Regions from separate parts of the Homo sapiens genome. Here region 1 is linked to region 2. The links are chromatin contacts, found by Hi-C or POLR2A ChIA-PET in ENCODE. All regions are on one chromosome and are shown on one strand. Each heading gives the region's core, a stretch centred on a gene start or an enhancer-like site at or near the end of the contact. The rest is flanking DNA. Distances are from core to core; before and after follow the strand shown.

Region 1 (5,514 bases), core at 1,362-3,861, 50 kb before region 2:
TCTGAGTCATTGTTCTCTGGCATCCTTAATTCCAATATTCTTCACATCACATGAACTCTTTGAGCCTCAGTTTCCTTACCAGTAAAATGGGGATAAACTGCTCTACCTTCCTCTCAGGTTAGAAAGATGAAATGAGATAATAAATGTGCAAATGCTTTGAAAACCTTGAAGATGCACAAATGTAAGCCATTTTCTCCTTAAAAAGTTATGAAATTGAGGTGGCCAACTCTAATATAAAATTCCCTCTGTAACATTTCAACTTAACAGGCTTTAAGGGATCAGCTAAGTAAAAAGCAAATGTTTTACCCAAGCACAGGATTCCAAGGTTATTTATGGCATTCTCTGAATCTCTGTAGTACTTCCTATTGTTACAATCTGTCCTGCATTGTCTGATGATGGCCTTTTATCTTAAATGAGGCTGAGACTTTTTGTTACTATTACATCGGCACTGTCTGAAAAAATATAATGCAAACCATATACATAATTTAAACATTTCTAGTAGCCACACTCTTTGAGAAAAGAAACTGATTGAATTATATTCTATTTAACCTAATATGTCAAAAACATTATCATTTTAACATGTAATAAATATAAAAATTATTAAGATATTTTACATTCTTTTTTACATACTATGTCTCTGAAATCCAGCCTATATTTTATATTTTACATTTACAGTACATGTCTTTTTTTCCTTTTTTTCTTGGAGACAGAGTCTTGCACTGTTGCCTAGACTGGAGTGCAGTGGTGCGATCTCAGCTCACTGCAACCTCTGCCTCCTGGGTTCAAGCAATTCTCCCATCTCAGCCACCCACGCTCAGCTAATTTTTGTATTTTTAGTAGAGACAGGGTTTTGCCATGTTGGCCAGGCTGGTCTCAAACTCCTGGCCTTAAGTGATCCGCCCACCTTGGCCTGGCCTAGCTGTCACTGACTTTGTAAGGAGTTTCTGCAAATGCTTCTTCAGACTTTTCCCACGTTTTTTAAAACCCCTATTTATATTACTACTTAATGGCAATTTCTTCCACGGTCACAGAGAACACAAAGACCTTTGATTTGCTCTTTCCACCACAGAATATCACTCTAGGAAAGCATTCCATCATAATGTATATAAGGTGCCTAAACTGTGCTATAATCTTAAGCATTACAGGGACTCAGAATGAGGTCGTTAAAGCAGTGTTTTCCAAAGCGTGTTCCGCTGACCTAATCCCATACTCAGCGTATGCAACTTGATATTTTAATTTGTACCCTAGTGATCTAGTCTTATGCCTTCTGGGTACATATTGCATCATATCTTTAAACACATCCAGCTTCTAGAATGGTGCTGTACACGCAGGAGGTCGTTGAGCTTCACCTTCCTGCTAATGACAAAATCAGCAATTGCCTTTAACCACAGGAACTTCAGCCCGTTGGTCACTAGGGGGAGACACACACGTGGTGGGCCTCTCCAGGCTCCTCAAATCCCGCCAGAGTCGCCACTGTGTAGTCTGCCCAGAGAAACCACACCCAGTCTTAGGAAGAGGAAACTGACTGCCATCCATTTCACGCTACTGTGGCCGGCGAGCTCAGAGTGGAATCATTTGCAAGGCAGCTCCTCCAAGAATAACCAAGCCGAGATCTAGCTGATCAACGATTGAATTTAGAGTAAAACTTGACAGAATAAAACTCCCTTCGGTTTGTCCGTACTACCTGGGTTTGCAGAAATGCTTTTCCTTAGCATTTAATTTTGGGACCTGTAAATATAACTGCTTTTTAGATGCATTCCATAATCCTCAATTAACTTACTGCAGTAAAAAGATAATTAGGTTAATATAAACTGCTCCAAGGGGTTTCTGATCAGACTGAATTTTATTTCATTTGAAATAAGGTCGTTGTTTAATCTTGCAAGTTAAATAATCTTGATTTTACGCTGAATAGGGGCCTGAGATAGATGAAAGAAAATTTCCTTTTCATACATGTGAGAAATAAACTGTTTCTTACACTCATATTCACAAGTGTGACCGTTAGTCCAAGTTGAGGCAATTAACATATTTAGGAAGAAAAAAACTTCCTCACAGAAGGATTGGCATTGGCCCTTCTGAACAGTATTGCAAAGTCTGAAGGAAAAACCCTATTGACACCACTTTCTAGCCAAATGCTATAGGACGATATCAATACTTACTGTACTGAGTGGGCATTTATTTAGTTATTTCACAGTGAAGATATCTTTTCTGGAAAATTCCTCATAAGAAAACTGAAATTCAAGCTCCTGCTCGTTCTTCAGCCACCGCTACTCGTTCCTGCTTTTTGTGCCCATAGGTTCTTCTGCCCAAAACAAAAGCTGTTAAATCACCGCGGCGGCGCTGACGTCAGGGAGCAGGGCCGCGAGGCCCCACCAGGTCGCCAATGAAGCCTCCCCTCGGCTCTGCCGGGGGCTTTGCGGGGCGCATAGAGGCTCCCAGGCGGATAGAGGCTCCCAGGCGGAGGAGTCCGGGAACCCCTAAAGACCCTTTAGGAAGCAAGGTCCGGAAAACCAAGCACGAGCAAGAGGCCCCGGGCGGCTGTATCCCTGCCCGGCGAATTCAGAGGGAGCGGGCGCCGCGGCCACCCAAGAGCAACGAAGACGGCGGCGCGGAGGAGAGGATGGGGAGGGGTGTGGGCCGCCCAGAGGCGCGGAAGCTGGGAGCACCGCGCGGCTTAGGAACTAAAATAAATGCTTGTCTGAATCTGCCCCGGGTGGGGGATGAAGGAACAAGGGCTTGGGAGGAGACCGATACATTTTAGAAATTGCCGGTGGGGGAGCCAGGGGCGGTGGCTCACGCCTGTAATCCCAGCACTTTGGGAGGCGTAAGGCGGGCTGATCACCTGAGGTCGGTAGTTCGAGAGAGACCATCCTGACCAATATGGAGAAAGAAACCCCATCTCCACTAAAAATACAAAATTAGCCGGGTGTGGTGGTGCATGCCTGTAATCCCAGCTACTAGGGAGGCTGAGACAGGAGAATCGCTTGAACCCGGGAGGCGGAGGTTGTAGTGAGCCAAGATCATGTCACTGGATGTTATTTGTTAATTTTTTGATGTACACTGCAAGATCACACAAGAAATGAAGCTATTAAGCCCAGGTATTGGGCCTTTTATAGGGGTGTTTTTTCATGGTGAATGGGTAAATATGTCTCTACTTTGTGTGCTTATTAAACAACCCTGACTATGTGGTCTTGAAAGGAGAGATCCTGCCTTAGTTTCGCCTCTCATTAGCCTTATGTGAGAGCTTTTTTTCAGAGACAGGCAACCAGGAATATTTATTCCAGAAGCAGTCATTGCAGTGGAGAATTTGGGGTTTGAATCATAGAAGACAGAACTAGATAAAATCCTAGATGTTACCTCCAATCCCTTCATTTAAAAATTTGAGGTCACCCAGGCCAGGTGCAGTGTCTCACGCCTGTAATCTCAGCACTTTGGGAAGCAGAGGCAGGTGGATCACCTGAGGTTAGGAGTTCGAGACCAGCCTGGCCAACATGATGAAACCCCGTCTCTAATAAAAATACAAAAACTAGCTGGGTGTGATGGTGCACACATGTAATCCCAGCTACTAGGGAGGCTGAGGCAGGAGAATTGCTTGAACCCGGGAGGCGGGGATTGCAGTGAGCCCAGATGGCGCCACTGCACTCCAGCCTGGGCGACAGCGCGAGACTCTGTCTCAAAAAAAAAAAAACAACAACAAAATTGAGGTTACCCAAATTAAGAGAATTGGTAGTTAAGACAGACCAAGATTAATAACTTTTAGACATTTGTAGACCCTAGTTATTGGGGGTGCTAGACTCTTAACACTTTTCCAAGAAAAGGGGTAAATCTTGTGTTTCTTAATTCGGAAGGAAAAAAAAAATCTACCACTTGCAATTTGGCATGGGCCAGAGGCAATATTATCAGTTATATGCCTCTACGGTGTGATATTGAGTGATATACATGGAGAGAATATGGGCTACATTTTATGGTTTACTGTTTTGGGGAAATGAGGCCTTTGACATGCAGGGTAATTATTGCTGGGGACTCTGCTCAATAGGAGGCCATCACCTGGGCCCCATGCCAAAGGGAAAGCTTGTAAATTCCACTTCCCTGGAAGGCTGATAACGTGTAATAATCATGACATGGATTACTTGGTCCTGTTGGGTCCCAGCTTGTGAGATTCTTTCTGATCAAAGTTACCATCATGGGCAAACTGTGGTTAAATAGGCTTTAATCTCTGTGTTCATAAAGTTCTATTATCCTGGTCCAAGAGATTGGCAGTCTATAACTTCCTTTTTTTTTTTTTTAACACAAACATGAAATTAACACTTTTTGCTCTAAACTAATTAAAGATTCACGGGAAGTTGCAAAGGTAGTATGGAGATGTCCCTGTACCTTTCACCAAGTCCTTCAGTGGTTACATCTTACATAAATATAGTGCAATATCAAAACAAGGAAATTAACAATGGTACAACATGGATATAGATGTCATTTTTTTATTTAAAAATTTTACTTGTGGTAAAGTACACATAACATAAAATTTACCATCCTAGGCTGGGCATGGTGGCTCATGCCTGTAATCCCAGCAATTTAGGAGGCCAAGGTGGGGGCAGATCATGAGGTCAGGAGTTCGAGACCAGCCTGACCAACATGGTGAAACCCCATCTCTACTAAAAATACAAAAATTAGCTGGGCATGGTGGTGCTCACCTATAGTCCCAGCTACTCAGGAGGCTGAGGCAGGAGAATGGCTAGAACCCGGGAGGCGGAGGTTGCAGTGAGCTGATATTACTCCGTTGCACTCCAGCCTGGGCGACAGAGTGAGACTCCATCTCGAAAAAAAAAAAAAAAAATACCATCCTATTTTTAGGTGCACAGTTCAGTAGTGTCAAGTACATTCACTTTGTTGTGCACCCAATCTCCAGAACTCTTTCTCTTGCAAAATTGCAACTGTGTATGTACCTTTTAAATACTAATGTCCCATTTTCTACTCCTCCCATCTCCTGGAAACCACTTTTCTATTATACTTTCTATTTCTATGAATTTAACTACTTTGGGTACCTCATATAAGTGGAATCATACACTATTTGTCTTTTTGTACCTGACTTATTTCATTTAGTATAATATCCTCAAGGTTCATCCATGTTGTATATGCATCAGAATTTATTTCATTTTTAAGGCTGAATAATATTCCATTTTATGTATATACCACATTTTGTTTATTCTTCAGTCAGTGAACACTTGGATTACTTCCTTCCACCTTTTGGCTATTGTGAATATGGCTGTGTAAATATCTTCTCAAGACCCTGATTTCAATTCTTCTGGATATTGTTATGGGCTGAATGTCCCCACAAAATTCCTATGTTGAAGCCATAATCCCTAGTATCTCAGAATGTGACTGTATTTGGAGACAGGGCCTTTATAGAGATAATTAAGTTAAAATGAGGTCCTTAGGGTGGGCCCTAATTCAATCTGACTGATGTCCTTATAAGAGGAAATTTGGGCACACTGAGAGACACCAGATACTTGTATGGGCCGA
Region 2 (5,492 bases), core at 767-3,266:
GTAACATTACTTTAGAAGAGCAATTCATTAGACTGTCCAGCCTTGCAAATTTTTGTTTGCTCAAGGCAGGTAACAATTTATGCTAAGCATGTTGTAAAAATGCTAATTTCAAGTATTTTATCTGCTATGTGCCTTCGAAAAGACGATAAAATTTGCTGAGTCTGATATATTTAAAGCCTTGTTGAAATGCAGCACTTTAATCATTAGACATACATCAAATAGGACTTATGTCAAATAAAACATAGGCTTTAAAAGTTTTAGACTACTTAAATAAGTTTTTTATTTATTTATTTTTGAGATGGAGTTTCACTCTCATTGCTCAGGCTGGAGTGCAATGGCATGATCTCAGCTCATTGCAACCTCCACCTCCTGGGTTCAAGTGATTCTCCTGCCTCAACCTCCCAAACAGCTGGGATTATAGGCGCCCGCCACCACGCCCAGCTAATTTTTGTATTTTCAGTAGAGATGGGGTTTCGCCTGTTGGCCAGGCTGGTCTCGAACTCCTGACCTCATGATCCACCCACCTCGGCCTCCCAAAGTGCTGGGATTATTTTGAGCCACCGCGCCCGGCCAGCCTGTCGTTTAAATGTTAATGTTCTCTACAGCAGCAGGAGCACCACTGACCATTTTATTCTGACTGCATTGCAACTCGTCAACATCTATAACTGCCCTGATATGCAGGGGCATCCATCTTCCTCTCTAGCCTAGACCTGTCTTCTGAGCTCTAGACATAAATATCTAATTGCCTGTAAAATGCCCCACAGACACCTCAATCTCCACAGAAATCCATCATCAAATACCTAAAGCAAACCAGCTCCTCTTGTAGTCCCACCTTGGGGACAATAACTTTCACATACCCAGTTATCCAAGCAAAAACCCTGGACTGTCTCGACTCTGTGTCCTTGTCCCTCTCTAACATTCCGCTGATCTCCAAGCCATGCTGATTCTCCCTCCTGGGTGTCTTTGAAATGTATTCCCTCCTTCCACCAATGCTGGCATGGCACTTCCTCAGTTTAGAAATATCTCAAATGTACAAGCTATTCTCAAATTATCTCAAATACCATAAGAATCTGTCCAACTAGCCTTGCCTCCCAATTCCACCTACCCTCCATACTGTACCAGAGTAATCTTTCTAATATGCAGAAATATGCTGTAATAGTTCTAATTTCTGGCATTATCATTTACCAGTTAAAATTGTTAACTGATAGGATAAATCCAAAACCCTCTGTGGAGTCCCTGATGAGCTGGTTCTTGCCTACTTAATCAGCTACTCTTAAGAGTAATTCTTCCTTCTTCATCTCCTACTTCTTCCACTATGAACTACCTGCCATTCTCCAGACACCTCTCCAACGGCCTAACCATGAATAACAATTTGTTAGAAAGGAAAGAACTGTCAGTAAACTTAAATACCTTAAGCAAAGGCTGCTGTGGTTTCCAAAAGGGAGTCCACACTTAGAGGTGACGGGAATAGATGGCCAGTGGGGGTGCGACTACGCCGAGGGGAAGGCATGGACACACACGGGGATGTGAACATCACCAAAATGCTGGGATGACACACAGCTGCAAGCACTGAATTATCTACTGGATAGGCTGTAACGGTCTATTTGAAACTTAATAGTTCCAAATTATTTTCACATCTTTTAAGGCTAAAATTGAGATTTTTTTGTAAAAATAAAAATAAAAAATCCAACAAAAATCTATTGAGGCTCTAACTTTAGATGCAAATAAATATGTGTTGACAAGAGAGGGAAATATGTTAACCCCAAGGAAGCACAGTTGATCAAATTTTGCTTTATTTTACTTTTATCATGTTAGCATCAGACCCTTCCTTGTGAGCGGCTGCTGTCTACTCAGGCCAGGTTCAAGGTCTGATTCCTCCAAGAAGCCTGATCTGTGGCTCTGCTCTCAACTCAGGGATCTGCCATTCCTCTGAGCAACCAGAGCCCGGGAAATGTGCACCACCATGTACTGCTCTGAATGTACTACGGTGTGCTCCATTTCACTGTTTCCTGCTCATCTCATGAATCAGATCACGAGCTTGCTGGGAACATGGCCAGGGCTACTTTAACCTTGGTGTTCTGTACCTTGCACAATACCTAGCATATAGTCACCCGAATGGAATACAATGAATAAGGGAATGAACAAATGAATAACTGTTGTAAAATTTCTCTTCATAATTATTTCTAATCTCACCTGAAGCCCGACCCGAGATCTTTATTTACCATTCTCTGTTTCACCTACAAGCAAATAAAAGCAAGCAAGCAGGCAAGCAAGAAACAAATGCATTTTCTTGTTTTTCTTAGTAAAGCTTGACTTCTAACTCTAAGCCTCCATCATTAAATACATCTGAAGGAATCATTGCAACACTTAGGGGGACAAGAATGTATTTTATATGTTTACAAGATGACATTTGAATGTTTACTTGACCAATATTTTGATCTTTCTGATTCACGATACTTTCAGAATAATGATTTGGAAGACCAATTAACGTCAACTGAGTGTTCGACCGATCCATGACATGAGAAGGGTCCAGGGAAAGCCATTAAAATGTTCTTCTAAATAAAGCCCTCTGAAGACTGGCAGAATCGTAGCGGATTTTCACGCTCATGCTCCTGAGACCCCTGGCTTTATACTGGAAGCAGCATATGCCCCTCAGCTGACAGTGTTTTATGGATAATGCAGAAAGTGTGGCCCATATAACAACATCCATGACATGAAACTTAACACTGAAAATACGCCGACAGTTCAGGGACGTAAAACACGGTGACACGGTGTAAGTCTACTTTTTAGGGACCGAGGGAAACTGTTCAAGCAGGATCTGCTCCACGCGGAGAACCACTTACCCAGGATTTGCTTGCTCCTTCACTCTGATCCAAGGCACCAGGAAGTGAATAATATTTTATATAGACACCGAGTTCTCACAAAATCACATAACGACATTGAATTCTTAAAGGAGTTAAGTCAGTGCATTTATAGACTAAAGAAAATACTTACTTCTAAGGAACTACTCAGTTGAAAAAAGCATAAGCACAGCTCTAAAGGATTTTTATCAGAAATTTCAACTTTGATATAGATACATAGGGATTTGATTAGTATTAATAAGATCAACTCTATAATATATATTGAAATATAAAAGTCTAGTTCAGGGAGCATAACTTAGGAAGAAAACCTCAAGAGTGCAAATCAGAAAAGAAAAAAATGAGTGATAGTAATCAGTAATTTTAAACAGATTAAGATGTAAGTGGGAAAAATATTAAGTGTGGAAGATCTAGTACATTTTTAAAAAATATTCACTATTGGACTGAATATATCCTGGAACACATTTCAGATGTATAGGTCAAATAAATGCATAATTCTTTTTTTAAAATGAGGGGCTACCTTATAAATGACCTTAGAGAAGCATTAAGTGTTCAATTGGCCAAAATTACCATTATACGCTTACAAGCAAGTTTGGTTTATTTTCACTCTTACCTTGAAATTTTGGGGAAGAAAAGTAGTAAAATCTAATACTGACACTGCAGTCTTTTGGGGGAAATTCTGCAAACTGTACTATCCCCATGACTAGCCACCTCCCTGCCAGCCCCCCATCTTTTGATCTTTCATCTTACAGGGTTGGGAGTGTGTCATGTACATGCAAACACACACTCTTTGCCTACCTGAGACAGTGACTGTCGGAGCCGTGCCATCTGCGTGCTGTGGCCTTTACTGTGATCCTGCTCGGAAACCATCTGCTTCAGCTTCTCCTTCTCTATAGCTATGCTATTAAATGCAGACTTCAAAAGAGAATGCACTGGGTGGGGAGAAAAGTGAGAAAAAACTGTCAGATATGTGCAGAAAGAATACACAACATTATAAATTTCTCCAGACTTTCACTCACAAATAGGCATTTTTTGGAAAGGCTATGTAATAGTCTAATTAAAAATCAGCCTTCAAAAGGAATCTTTATCAGGATATCTATACTCCACACAAATATTACAATGGCAATTGATCAGAGTGAAAAATTTGTTTTTTATACCAGACAGGCCAACAAAAATCTGGAAGTAGCATGTAAAATATCAAGATCAATGCAAAGTATCAATATTTAGAAATTAACTTATAATCCCTAGAAAGAATAGGGAACAAGTTTACTTGCCATATTTGATTATCATATTTGAGCAGTTCTGTGTAGCATAAAGTCTCACATAAATAATTTAGAACTATCCAAAAATATTCTCCAAAAGCATGCACCCAAAAAGAGCATTTTATGCATTCTGCCAACATAAAACAGGTGGCTGATCAAGAAGTTTTGACTGGTTCTCTTGGAGGTAGGAAATGATATGCCTTTAAGAACAGCACTTGCGTTGCTTTCTCAGACAGGAATATCTTGTTGTTAAAGTGCTTTGATTTAAAAGCAACAATAAAAACAACACCCCCTCCCCATTTCCTACATACCTAACAAATTAGCATTGGTAAAATCTGAGGCAGTCTTCAATCGTGAACTACAGAAAGGGTGACTTTCCAACATCTATTTTTATAATAACAGAGTTTCTATAATATGCAAAGTATTCTAAAATAGGTATTTCCTTATTTGAGAAAGGTATTTATAAAAGTGGAAATTTTTAGCATAAAATAGAGTGGCTGAATTACAGGGGGAAAATGGCAGGATCACAAGGGATTCACGATCTATTGATTTATGTGCTACATTCTGTCATCATCAATTTAAAGGTAATAACTTGATAGCTGGATTACATTAATCCTGCTGGTAGCTCTAAAAGCAAGCTCTTCATCCATTTTAAAATAACGCTTCCAAAAAAGTTCATGCAATAGTCATAGAAAAGTTCTTTTGTTTCTTTGCCTAGCATAGAGAATTTGTGTGTCTGTTGAAAATATGTAGTTTCAATGGAGGCTTAAAAATTTTTTTTATTGTGTATGTATTTAAGGTATATAGTATGATGTTATAAGATACATATAAGTAGTAAAATGGTTAGCTTTAAAAAATTTATTGTGTATATATTTAATGTATACAACATGATGTCATAAGATACATATATGTAATAAAACGGTTACTGTGGTGGAACAAATTAACATATCCATCGTCTTATCCATTTCCCGCCCCCCCACCGCGCTGTGGCAAGAACAGCTATAATCTACTAATTTAGCAAAAGTCCTGAATATAACACACTATTATTAACTATAATCTTCACAATGTAGATTAGATCTTTCTACTTGTTCATCCTACACATTTGCTACTTTGTGTCCTTTGACCTACATCTCCCCTCCACTGCCATCCTGGTAGTCACTGTTTTATTCTCTCTCTATATATACTTGACTTAAAAGAAACAAAAAGTTTCCATATATAAGTGAGATCATGCAATACTATTTTCTGGGACTGGCTTCTTTTTTTTTTTGAGACAGAGTCTCACTTTGTCACCCAGGATGGAGTGCAGCGGCACAAGCCACTCATTACAACTTCCGCCTCCTGTGTTCAAGCAATTCTCGTGCATCAGCCTCTT

What was found. A loop is a pair of places that touch in the nucleus more often than their neighbours do. ChIA-PET counts read pairs that join two places held with the same protein, here RNA polymerase II (POLR2A). Pooled maps may share reads with other maps.
Region 1: POLR2A ChIA-PET joins it to region 2 with 13 read pairs in MCF 10A. The contact joins the promoter of CHROMR here to the enhancer-like site in region 2. A Hi-C loop is called at or near these places in 1 of 168 maps with a recorded cell type or tissue (endothelial cell of hepatic sinusoid) and 2 of 50 pooled maps. POLR2A ChIA-PET finds 5 or more read pairs at or near these places in 3 of 52 experiments (K562, MCF 10A and activated CD4-positive, alpha-beta T cell).

The regions. Positions count from the first base shown.
Region 1 is chr2:178,410,756-178,416,269 of GRCh38, reverse strand. It overlaps CHROMR (cholesterol induced regulator of metabolism RNA), which reads right to left and starts at 2,611. Exons shown (of 5, transcript NR_110204.1): 1 at 2,157-2,611. RefSeq lists enhancers at 1,120-1,694, 1,482-1,741, 2,243-2,442, 2,272-2,847.
Region 2 is chr2:178,359,980-178,365,471 of GRCh38, reverse strand. It overlaps OSBPL6 (oxysterol binding protein like 6), which reads right to left. Exons shown (of 25, transcript NM_032523.4): 13 at 3,657-3,790. Among named protein-coding and RNA genes, the nearest start is that of CHROMR, 51 kb to the left of the region's middle. RefSeq lists a silencer at 1,816-1,974. Within about 2 kb of position 2,016, at least 2 of the 41 ENCODE cell types and tissues checked have a DNase peak (open chromatin) inside an H3K27ac peak, as active enhancers do.